Regions from separate parts of the Homo sapiens genome. Here region 1 is linked to region 2. A link is an interaction called in ENCODE POLR2A ChIA-PET data of the cell type or tissue named here. Cell type or tissue: OCI-LY7. All regions are shown on one strand. Each heading gives the region's core, and the rest is flanking DNA. Links, peaks and the distances in the headings are about the cores only.

The links. ChIA-PET counts read pairs that join two places held together with the same protein. Peaks named below come from ENCODE experiments on the same cell type or tissue, not always from the same donor. Only the 100,000 strongest peaks of a DNase experiment are listed, where the experiment ranks them.
Region 1: POLR2A ChIA-PET joins it to region 2 with 5 read pairs; 4 of 35 experiments call an interaction of 5 or more read pairs at or near these places.

The regions. Positions count from the first base shown.
Region 1 is chr17:42,736,610-42,741,993 of GRCh38, forward strand. All of the region lies in intron 1 of EZH1 (enhancer of zeste 1 polycomb repressive complex 2 subunit), which reads right to left. Among named protein-coding and RNA genes, the nearest start is that of EZH1, 5.7 kb to the right of the region's middle. In OCI-LY7, for the core only: no CTCF peak of the experiment used is centred there; no DNase peak of the experiment used is centred there.
Region 2 is chr17:42,966,021-42,971,404 of GRCh38, forward strand. It overlaps PTGES3L-AARSD1 (PTGES3L-AARSD1 readthrough), which reads right to left. Exons shown (of 17, transcript NM_001136042.2): 6 at 4,269-4,322. It overlaps PTGES3L (prostaglandin E synthase 3 like), which reads right to left. Exons shown (of 7, transcript NM_001261430.2): 6 at 4,269-4,322; 7 at 2,083-3,166. The coding sequence ends at 3,128. Among named protein-coding and RNA genes, the nearest start is that of AARSD1, 4.3 kb to the left of the region's middle. RefSeq lists a silencer at 3,339-3,539. In OCI-LY7, for the core only: no CTCF peak of the experiment used is centred there; DNase peaks (open chromatin) are centred at 2,631 and 3,141; H3K27ac peaks cover 824 bases.

The DNA of each region.
Region 1 (5,384 bases), core at 382-5,381, 230 kb before region 2:
AGATCACTTGAGATCAGGAGTTCGAGACCAGCCTGGCCAACATGGTGAAACCTCATCTCTACAAAAATACAAAAATTAGCTGGGCATGGTGGTGTGCACTTGTAGTCTCAGCTGCTTGGAGGCTGAGGCAGGAGAATCGCTTGAACCTAGCAGGGCAGAGATTGCAGGGAGGTAGAGATTGCAGTGATCTGAGAATGCGCCACTGCACTCCAGCCTGGGGAACAGAGCGAGACTCTGCCTCATTAATAATAATAGTAATAATAAAATGAAACCACCATACTAAGTGAAAAAAATAAGACGCAAATAACTGCATATGATTCCACTTAAGATGTTCTGCTGGCCAGTTGCAGAACAGGAACTCCCTGTACTAGCTTTACAATTTTTTTTTTTTTTTGAGACAGAGTCTCGCTCTGTCGCCCAGGCTGGAGTGTAATGATGCAATCTCGGCTCACTGCAACCTCCACCTTCTGGGCTCAAGCGATTCTCCTGCCTCAGCCTCTTAAGTAGCTGGGATTACAGGCACATGCCACCGCGCCGAGCTAATTTTTGTATTTTTAGTAGAGACAGAGTTTCACCATGTTGCCTAGGCTCGTCTTGAACTCCTGACCTCAGGTGATCCACCCGCCTTGGCCTCCCAAAGTGCTGGGATTACAGGCGTGAGCCACCGCGCCCAGCCTACAATTTTTAAAATAAATCTAAAACTATTCTAGGGCAGGCGTGATGGCTCATGCCTGAAATTCCAACACTTTTGGAGGCTGAGGCAGGTGGATCTCTTGGGCCCAGTTGTTCGAGACCAGCCTGGACAACATGGTGAGATCCCATCTCTACAAAAGAAATACAAAAATTAGTTGGGCATGGTGGCGTGTGCTTCTAGTCCCAGCTACCAGGGAGGCTGAGGTGAGAAGACAGATGGAGCCTGCACGATCAAGGCTGCAGGAGCAAGCTGTGACTGCGCCATTGCACTCCAGCCTGGGTGACAGAGTGAGACCCTGTTTCAAACAAACCAAAAACAAACAAACTATTCTTTCTTTTTTTTCTTTCTTAAAAAACAAACTATTCTAAAAAATAGAGTTTATTTTTTAAAAAGATTAATCATTGGAAATACGAACCACTTTATTTACTGTCACATCTCTACAGGAAAAGAAAGCTATAAAAATGTAGCAATCTTTCCCCAGAAAACTGGATCTCAATTTGCTGCAAAGGCTAAAACTAGAATGTAGTCTGTCACTAGGTGGAAATGGGAAAACATTACTGAAATTGTATGGCAATAAAAAATTTAAGGAACGGCTGGGTGCGGTGGCTCACGCCTGCAATCACAGCACTTTGGGAGGCCGAGACAGGCGGATCACGAGGTCAGGAGATCAAGACCATCCTGGGTAACACAGTGAAACCCCGTCTCTACTAAAAATACAAAAAATTAGCTGGGCATGGTGGCGGGCACCTGTAGTCCCAGCTACTCAGGAGGCTGAGGCAGGAGAATGGCGTGAACCCAGGAGGCGGAGCTTGCAGTGAGCCGAGACGGTGCCACTGAACTCCAGCCTGGGCGACAGAGCAAGACTCTGTCTCAAAAAAAAAAAAAAAAAAAAAATTTAAGGAACAAGTTCTTAAACTTAGAGAGACTGAGATCAGAATACAAAAGTTCCAAACTATTAAATTTTTTCATCTACATAAGGTGTCCCTTTGCAGAAACAGCTTCTTTGTCTTAGGGGCAAATTCAGTGTCTTTGATAGTTTCTCTTGAATAATAATTTTATTAACCAGCAAGGCTAAGTAAGCCTTTGGAGGCAGATGGCACTACAGATTTTTATTTTTTAATTTTATTTATTTGTATTTATTATTTGTATTTATTATTATTTTTTGAGACGGAATCTCGCTCTGCTGGGATTACAGACGTGAGCCACCGTGCCCAGTCTATTTTTTTTATTTTTTTTTGAGATGGAGTCTCACTCTGTTGCCAGGCTGGAGTGCGTTGGTGCAATAACAGCTCACTGCAACCTCTGCCCCAGCTAATTTTTGTATTTTTAGTAGAGACAGGGTTTCACCATCTTGGCCAGGCTGGTCTGGAACTCCTAACCTCAGGTAATTCACCCACCTTGGCCTCCCAAAGTGCTGGGATTACAGGCGTAAGCCACCGGGCCTGGCCTAGATTTTTTTTTTTTTTTTTTTTTTGAGAAGGAGTCTCACTCTGTCACCCAGGCTGGAGTGCAGTGGTGCTATCTCAGCTCACTGCAATCTCCACCTCCTGGGTTCAAGCGATTCTCTTGCCTCCACCCCCCCTGAGTAGCTGGGACTATGCTCGCCACCAAGCCGGGTTAATTTCTGTATTTTTAGTAGAGGCGGGGTTTCACCATGTTGGCCAGGATGGTCTCCATCTCCTGACCTCGTGATCCACCTGCCTCGGCCTCCCAAAGTGCTGGGATTACAGGCGTGAGCTACCACGCCTGGCCCCTGGCCTATATTTTTAAATATTTCATCCTATTCCTTTTTTGATTCATAGTGTAATTGAAACCTGAATGATAGGGGTGAACCTATCCCTGCAAAGAGCTCTAGTAACACACCTTTGGGTCATTCTGGTGATCACCAATTTCATCAACATTTCAATTAAAATCAATTCTGTGACTAGGTACACAGCCTGATCTCTCAGTTAGGATCTATAAAGCACATCTCTAATTTATACCCTCCAACTTCTCTGAGGTATTTTCATCTGTCATTAGTTTGAGCTTCTGGGCACTACACACAGAAAGAACCTTCCTAACAGGAACCTGTGACTCTGAATTCTAATTTAAAATAAAATTATAACATTAGTATTTCCTAGTGTTGCTTAATTAAGAGAATCAGATCAGCTGGGTGCAGTAGCTCACACCTGTAATCCCAGCACTTTGGGAGGCCAAGGCGAGTGGATCACCTGAGGACAGGGGTTCGAGACCAGCCTAACATGCAGAAACCCCGTCTCTACTAAAAATACAAAATTAGCCGGGCATGGTGGTGGATGCCTGTAATCCCAGCTACTCGGGAGGCTGAAGCAGGAGAATCGCTTGAACCCAGGAGGCAGAGGTTGCAATGAGCTGAGATCGTGCCATTGCACTCCAGTCTGAGCAACAAGAGTGAAATTCTGTCTCAAAAAAAAAATTAGATCGTATGCACTGGAGGTAATGGTAACAAAAATCTAAACAGGATTAGTTTTTTTTTTTTTGAGACAGAGTCTCGCGCTGTCGCCCAGGCTGGAGTGCAGTGGCGCGATCTTGGCTCACTGCAAGCTCCATCCCCCAGGTTCACGCCATTCTCCTGCCTCAGCCTCCCGAGTACCTGGGATCACAGGTGCCCACCACCATGCCCAGCTAATTTTTTGTGTTTTCAGTAGAGACAGGGTTTCACCATAAACAGGATTAGTTTTTATGAGACCCAAAGGAAAATGCTGGCTCACAGGATTTATAACTCTGGTTTAATTTTATTTCATTTTATTTTGTTTTTTGAGAAAGGGTCCCACTCTGCCGACCAGGCATGATCATAGCTCACTGCACTTCGACCTCCCAGGCTCAAGGGATCCTTTGGCCCCAGCCTCCCTAGTAGCTGGGACTACGGGCACATGCCACCATGCCTGGCTAATTTTTTATATTTTCAGTGGAGACAAGATCTTTTTTTTTTTTTTTGAAACGGAGTCTTGCTCTGTTGCCAGGCTGGAGTGCAGTGGTGCAATCTCAGCTCACTGCAACCTCCGCCTCCCGGGTTCAAGCGATTCTCCTGCCTCAGCCTCCCGCGTAGCTGGGACTACAGGTGCAAGCCACCACGCCCAGCTAATTTTTGCATTTCAGTAGAGACAGGTTTCACCATGTTGGCCAGGATGATCTCGATCTCTTGACCTTGTGATCCACCCGCTTCGGCCTCCCAAAGTGCTGGGATTACAGGCGTGAGCCACTACGCCCAGCCTACAAGATCTTGCTATGTTTCCCAGGCTGGCCTTGAACTCCTGACTTGAAGTAATCCCCCTTCCTCAGCCTCCCAAAGGGTTGAGATTACAGACATGAGCCACCGTGCCCAGTGAGAACGCTGACTTGGAAGAGTAAAAGCAATCTCCTAACAGGCTAGAGCCCTATCTTGACTGGTTCTGTACTGTGTCAGCCCAAAGTTTAATACTGTACTGTATTTAGTGCCTGCTCATATCATCCAATAAAAATAAGACTTTTTAGTCTATTTTGAATCAAATTATTCGGGTAGGTGAGTTAGAGAATAAAACACACTAAAGGTACTGAATTCCAACTACCCATTAAGTAACTCATGACTTTAGGGTGTAGTGTACTCAAGTCTCAACTGATGATTGACTGATAGACTAAGGAGTAGGAAAGAATCCAATATGTACACAGTTTGGACATAAAACAAAACAAAGAAAAAGCTGGGGACTTTCCAGAATGGAGAAGCACAATTTTTCTTTTTTTAACCTTTAACCCTTCCCCTCAATCCCAACCTATCTAATTATCTTCACTTTTCTCCACAAATTGTTTTCTCTTTTCTCTTTAGTTTATTCTATGTAGAAATGGAATTAGTGTGTTTTTAGTGTTGCTACCTCAAATCTTTTCTGGGACGCTACTAGTGAACAAAATAGAAATAGTGAACAAAGTGGAAACTGTTTTTGAGACAGGGTCTCCCTTTGTCGCCCAGGCTAGAGTACAGTGGTGCCATCTCAGCTCACTGCAACCTCCGCCTTCCAGGTTCAAGGGATTCTCGTTCCTCAGCCTCCCAAGTAGCTGGGATGACAGGTGTGGGATGCCCACGCCCAGCTAATTGTAGAAACGGGGTTTCACCGTGTTGGACAGGCTGGTCCCAAACTCCTGGCTTCAAGTGATCAATCCCTCGGCCTGCTCCCAAAGTGCTGGGATTACAGCTGTGAGCCACAACGTGGGGGGCCCAAAGTGAAACTTTTTAAACTTAATCTAAGACCAGAAAAAGATATACTTAATGACATGAATTGTTACATGTTTCATATAAACAGCAAATCAAAGGGAAGGAACTGTTGCCTACAGAGTAATGAAGCCAGGTTTCAGACCCTAGGAATTAAAAATAGACAAAATTAATATTTTGAATCGGTTTCTTATTTTGTTTTGAGACAGGGTCTTGCTCTGTTGCCCAGGCTGGAATGCAGTGGCTTGATCTCGGCTCACTGCAACCTCTGCCTCCTGGGCTCAAGCAATCCTCCCTACTCAGCCTCCTGAGTAGTTGGGACTACAGGCCCACACCACCAGGCCTGGCTAATTTTTGTAATGTTTTTGTAGAGACAGAGTTTTGCCATGTTGCCCAGGCTGGTCTCACACTTCTGAACTCAAGTGATTCGCCCACCTCGGCCTCCCAAAATACTGGGATTACAGGCATGAGCCACAGTGTCCAGACTTA
Region 2 (5,384 bases), core at 84-5,083:
AAAAAGCAAATTAAACCAGGTGCTAATTTTTATCTTGTCAAATATCTGAAACGATTTAGAGAATGGAACACTCTCATTGTTCGTAGGAGTGAGAATTGGTACAATTTCATCAAAGAGCAACTTGGTAACAGCTATCAAAATGTTTAAATGTATTTTATCTACTCCTTGACCTAGCAATTCTACTTCTAGAAATGTACCCTACAGATATCCTGGCAAAAATATGTAAAGATCCACATTTTTAAATGTTGATTGCAATATTGTTTGCAAATGGTAAAAGACTGCCGGACGCGGTGGCTCATGCCTGTAATCCCGGCACTTTGGGAGGCCGAGGCAGGTGGATCACCTGAGGTCAGGAGTTCTAGACCAGCCTGGCCAACGTGGTAAAACCCCGTCTCTACTAAAAATACAAAAATTAGCTGGGCCTGGTGGCAGGCGCCTGTAATCCCAGCTACTAGGGGAGCCGAGGCAAGAGAATCGCTTGAACCCGGGATGCGGAGGTTGCAGTGAGCTGAGACCACGCCGTCGCATTCCAGCCTGGGGGACAAGAGCGAGACTTCGTCTCAAAAAAAAAGAATATGGTAAAAGACTAACGACCTACGTGTCCCTCAATAAAGAACCTGTGAAATTATGAAAAATACATTCAATGGAATACCATATAGCCATGAAAAAAATGAGTTAGATCTATATGTTCTGACTTGTAAAGATCTCCAATATATATTAAATGAAAAAGGGCACAATGCAAGATGCGGATGGTATGATTCCAGTTGTGTACACACACAGACACACACAACACATCTGCTAATTAAGTTTTAACATACTGCATGTAAGTAATATATACTATATGTTTATGTTCCATGTTATATATTGTTTTGTATGTTATATAATTATACCTTAGAACTACATAGTATAAAATAAATTATAGGTATTATAGTATTTATAATGCAGTATGGGGCCAGGGATGGTGGCTCAGGCCTGTAATCCCAGCACTTTGGGAGGCCGAGGAAGGAGGCTTAAGGCCAGGAGTTTGAGAGCAGCCTGGGCAACAAGCAAATCTTTACAAAAAAATAGTTTGTCCTAAAGACAAGGTCTTTACATATATATAAAATATATATTATATAATATATAATATAATATATAAAATATATATTATATAATATATAATATAATATATAAAATATATATTATATAATATATAATATAATATATAAAATATATATTATATAATATATAATATAATATATAAAATATATATTATATAATATATAATATAATATATAAAATATATATTATATAATATATAATATAATATATAAAATATATATTATATAATATATAATATAATATATAAAATATATATTATATAATATATAATATAATATATAATATATAAATATATATGTATTTATATATGTAGATATATAATATATAAAATATATATAATATGTATCATATATAATTTATATATTATATATTTTAAATATATAATTTATATATAATATATAAAATTAATATATATAATATATATTTTATATATAAAATTAATATATAATATATATATATTTTATAGAGCGAGACGGAGTTTCGCTCTTGTTGCCCTGGCTGGAGTGCAATGGTGTGATCTCGGCTCACAGCAACCTCCACCTCCTGGATTCAAGCCATTCTCCTGCCTCAGCCTCTGAAGCAGCTGGGATTACAGGCATGAGCCACCACGCCTGACTAATTTTGTATTTTTAGTGGAGACAGGGTTTCTCCATGTTGGTCAGGCTGGTCTCGAACTCCTGACCTCAGGTGATCCACCCACCTCAGCCTCCCAAAGTGTTGGGATTACAAGCATAAGCCACCGCACCTAGCCTACAAAAATATTTTTTAACTTAGTCAGCTGTAGTGTAGTCCTAGCTACCCAGGAGGCTGAGGCAGGAGGATTACTTGAGCCCAGGAAGTCAGGGCTCCATGAATAATGAATGTACCACTGTATTCCAGCCTGGGCAACAAAGCAAGACTCTATCTCAAACATAAATAAATAAATAAAGTTTACTTTTAAAGTAAATCCTAATAGTTTACCATGAGTTCAAGAGCAAAGTCTATAGGCAATGCATTTATTTTGTTTAAGTTACAGTCAACTGTACATATTAGGCACTCAAAAAAGTTTATGGACAAATAGAATAGCTGTTGGACAAATAAACATAGACATTAACTAGAGTAACAATCAGTTTTAAAAGTATAAAGAGGGCCGGGTGTGGTGGCTCATACATGTAATCCTAGCACTTTGGGAGGCTGAGGTGGGTGGATTACTTGAGGTCAGGAGTTCGAGACCAGCCTGGCCAACATGGTGAAACCCCATCTCTGCTAAAAATACAAAAATTAGCTGGGCCTGGTGGTGCACATCTGTAGTCCCATCTACTTGGGAGGCTGAGGCAGGAGAATTGCTTGAACCCAGAAGGTGGAGGTTGCAGTGAACAGAGACTGCACCACTGCACTCCAGCCTGGGCGACAGAGCAAGACTCCATCTCGGAAAAAAAAAAAAAAAGTATAAAGAGATTTCTAGAGTGTGCAGGAAGCTGAAGTGGCTGGTTCTAGAGATGACAGAATTAGCTGTAAGAAATCAGAGCACAAATCTGGGCAAGAGGAAGCACCCCAGCTTGGTTACTAGAGGGAGAAGAGGCTTGCCACCAGGAGGAATAAGTACAAGAAGGAAACAGACAGAGAACAGTTCCTAGAGATTTATTATAATCTGTTTCTTCTTTGGCTTTTTGCTTTGCCCCATATGCACACATAGTAGAGATTTCTATAATCTGCATTCTTCTTTGGCTTTTGTTTTGCCACATACACACACATACTCAAATAATCAAGTGGCCTAAACACAGAGATTAGAAACCAATCAGTAAGAAATCAGAAGCCCTACCAGTCTACCCCTCCCCGACCCTGCATCTGATGTGGAGCCATAGTCAAGTGCCTAGGAGGAAGACAAGCTTGAAGGACGACCCTTAATAAAGAGCTTCTAGGAAAGTTCAGAGATCTCAGAAGAACTTGGTGCACAGCCAAAGCGCTGACAAAGGCCTAGGCGCTAGCTTTCTAGAACAACTGGAAAATAGCCACAGCTGCCTTCCCAGCTTTGCGTCACAGAAAGTTAATTACTTGTTGCATCATCAGCACTGTCAGAATCATCCTGGGGGCGGGGGGGAAAAAAGACAAAGCACCTGTAGACCCTGCAAAGCAGGAACATTTGTGTTAACAAATACTGCTTCCTCTCTCCTGTTCTCCAAGTTTCTTTTTGTGATTTCCTAAACCACCCAACTTAGGGGGCTAATATGAAAGGTTTTAACTTACTTTGGATGTTAAGTAAACCAACACTACTTTGTCATACATCATTAGTTTCAGGACTTTTTTTTTTTTTTTTTTTTTTTTTGAGACAGGGTCTTGCTTCATCACCCAGCTGCAGTGCAGTGGCATGATCTCAGCTCAGTGCAACCTCTGCCTCACAGTCTCAAGCGATCCTCCCACCTCAGCCACTTGAGTAGCTGGGATTATAGGCTACTGTGCCTGGCTAATTTTTGTACTTTTGGTAGAGACAGGGTTTTGCCCTGTTGCCCAGGCTGGTCTCAAACTGCTGAGCACAAGTGATCCACCTGCCTTGGCCTCTCAAAGTGCTGGGATTACAGGCGTGAGCCACCACACCCACCCTAGTTTCAGAATTTTAATTAATGCTATTGCTCCTTACAGCTGGGGTAGGTCTTCTCTAGGATGGAGAAACAGAGGGGTAGATGGAAAGCAGGAGGGTCTTGCTAGGGTTTTCTAAAGCCTGGAGAAGAATATTAGCCTTCTTGGGCCAGGCGTGGTGGCTCACGCCTGTAATCCCAATACTTTGGGAGGCCGAGGCGGGTGGATCACCTCAGGCCAGGAGTTCGAGACCAGCCTGGCTAACATGGCAAAACCCTGTCTCTACTAAAAATACAAAAATTAGCTGGGCGTGGTGGCAGGCACCTATATTCCCAGCTACTCAGGAGTCTGAGGCAGGAGAATCTCTTGAACCCAGGAGGCAGAGGTTGCAGTGAGCCAAGATCGGGCCACTGCACTCCAACCTGGGCGAAAGAGTGAAACTCCTCCCCCACCCCCCAAAAAAAGAATATTAGCCCTCTTGGGTCAAACTCAAATTTGGTTAACAGGCACTGAGAACTACTGTGTGCTAGGAACTGGGATAGGAGCTCTCTAGTGGGTTGTTTTTAAGGGCTACAAAGAAACTGAAGGGTTGAGGGGAAGGCTTTACTTACATCCAAATCATCCATGGCAGGTGGAGGTCTCTTGGTGCTGACCTTCTTCAAAAGCTAGTGGGAAGAAAAAATAATCACAAGGGAGAAGGGAGTGAAGGAAGAACAATCTGCACATTGATGGTCCATAGAAGAATGGTTGCAGCCAGAACTGGTCAGGCAACTGCTCCCATCTTTAAAACATCACTGGAATTAATTTGAGAAAAGTAAATTGATCCCCTTCTTAAAAGAAAATTTAACACAAATCCAGATTGGAGTCGGCTAGTGTTTTTATAACTGAAACCAAATAATATAACGACAGTGTGTGATTTACTGGGGGCCAATTATTTATGATGTGAGTTTTTATACTGCTAGTTTTAACATCCCATGAAGTTGTCTGGCTTAACACGCGCACACACACACACACACACACACACACACACACACACACACAGAGGCCGGGTTTGGTGGCTCACATTTGTAATGTGAGCACTTTGGGAGGCTGAGACAGACAGATCACTTGAGGCCAGGAGTTCCAGACCAGCCTGGCCAACATGATGAAACCCCATCTCTACCAAAAATACAAAAAAAAATTAGCCAGGGGTGGTGGCGCATGCCTGTAATCCCAGCTACTCAGGTGGCTGAGGCACAAGAATCACTTGAACCTGGGAAGTGGAGGTTGCAGGGAGCTACTGCACTCCAGCCTGGGAGACAGAGCAAGACTCTGTCTCAAAAAGAAAACCACACACACAGGCCAGGCATGGTGACTTACGCCTGTAATCCCACCACTTGGGAGGGTGAGGCAGGTGGATCACCTGAGGTCAGGAATTTGAGACCAGCCTGGCCAACATGGTGAAACTCCGTCTCTACTAAAAAAATACAAAAATTATCCAGAAGTGGTGGTGGGCACCTGTAATCCCAGCTACTCAGGAGGATGAGACAAAATTGCTTGAACCCAGAGGCAGAGGTTGCAGTGAGCTGAGATCGCGCCATTGCACTCCAGCCTAGGCGACAGAAAACCACACACACACACACACACACAGAAAACAGTAGAACAAGAATTACAGAAAAGTGGAAAAACGTTTTGTCAAACTTCTTCAGAATACAGGCTCTACACTGAATAAGTGAATCAATGTATAT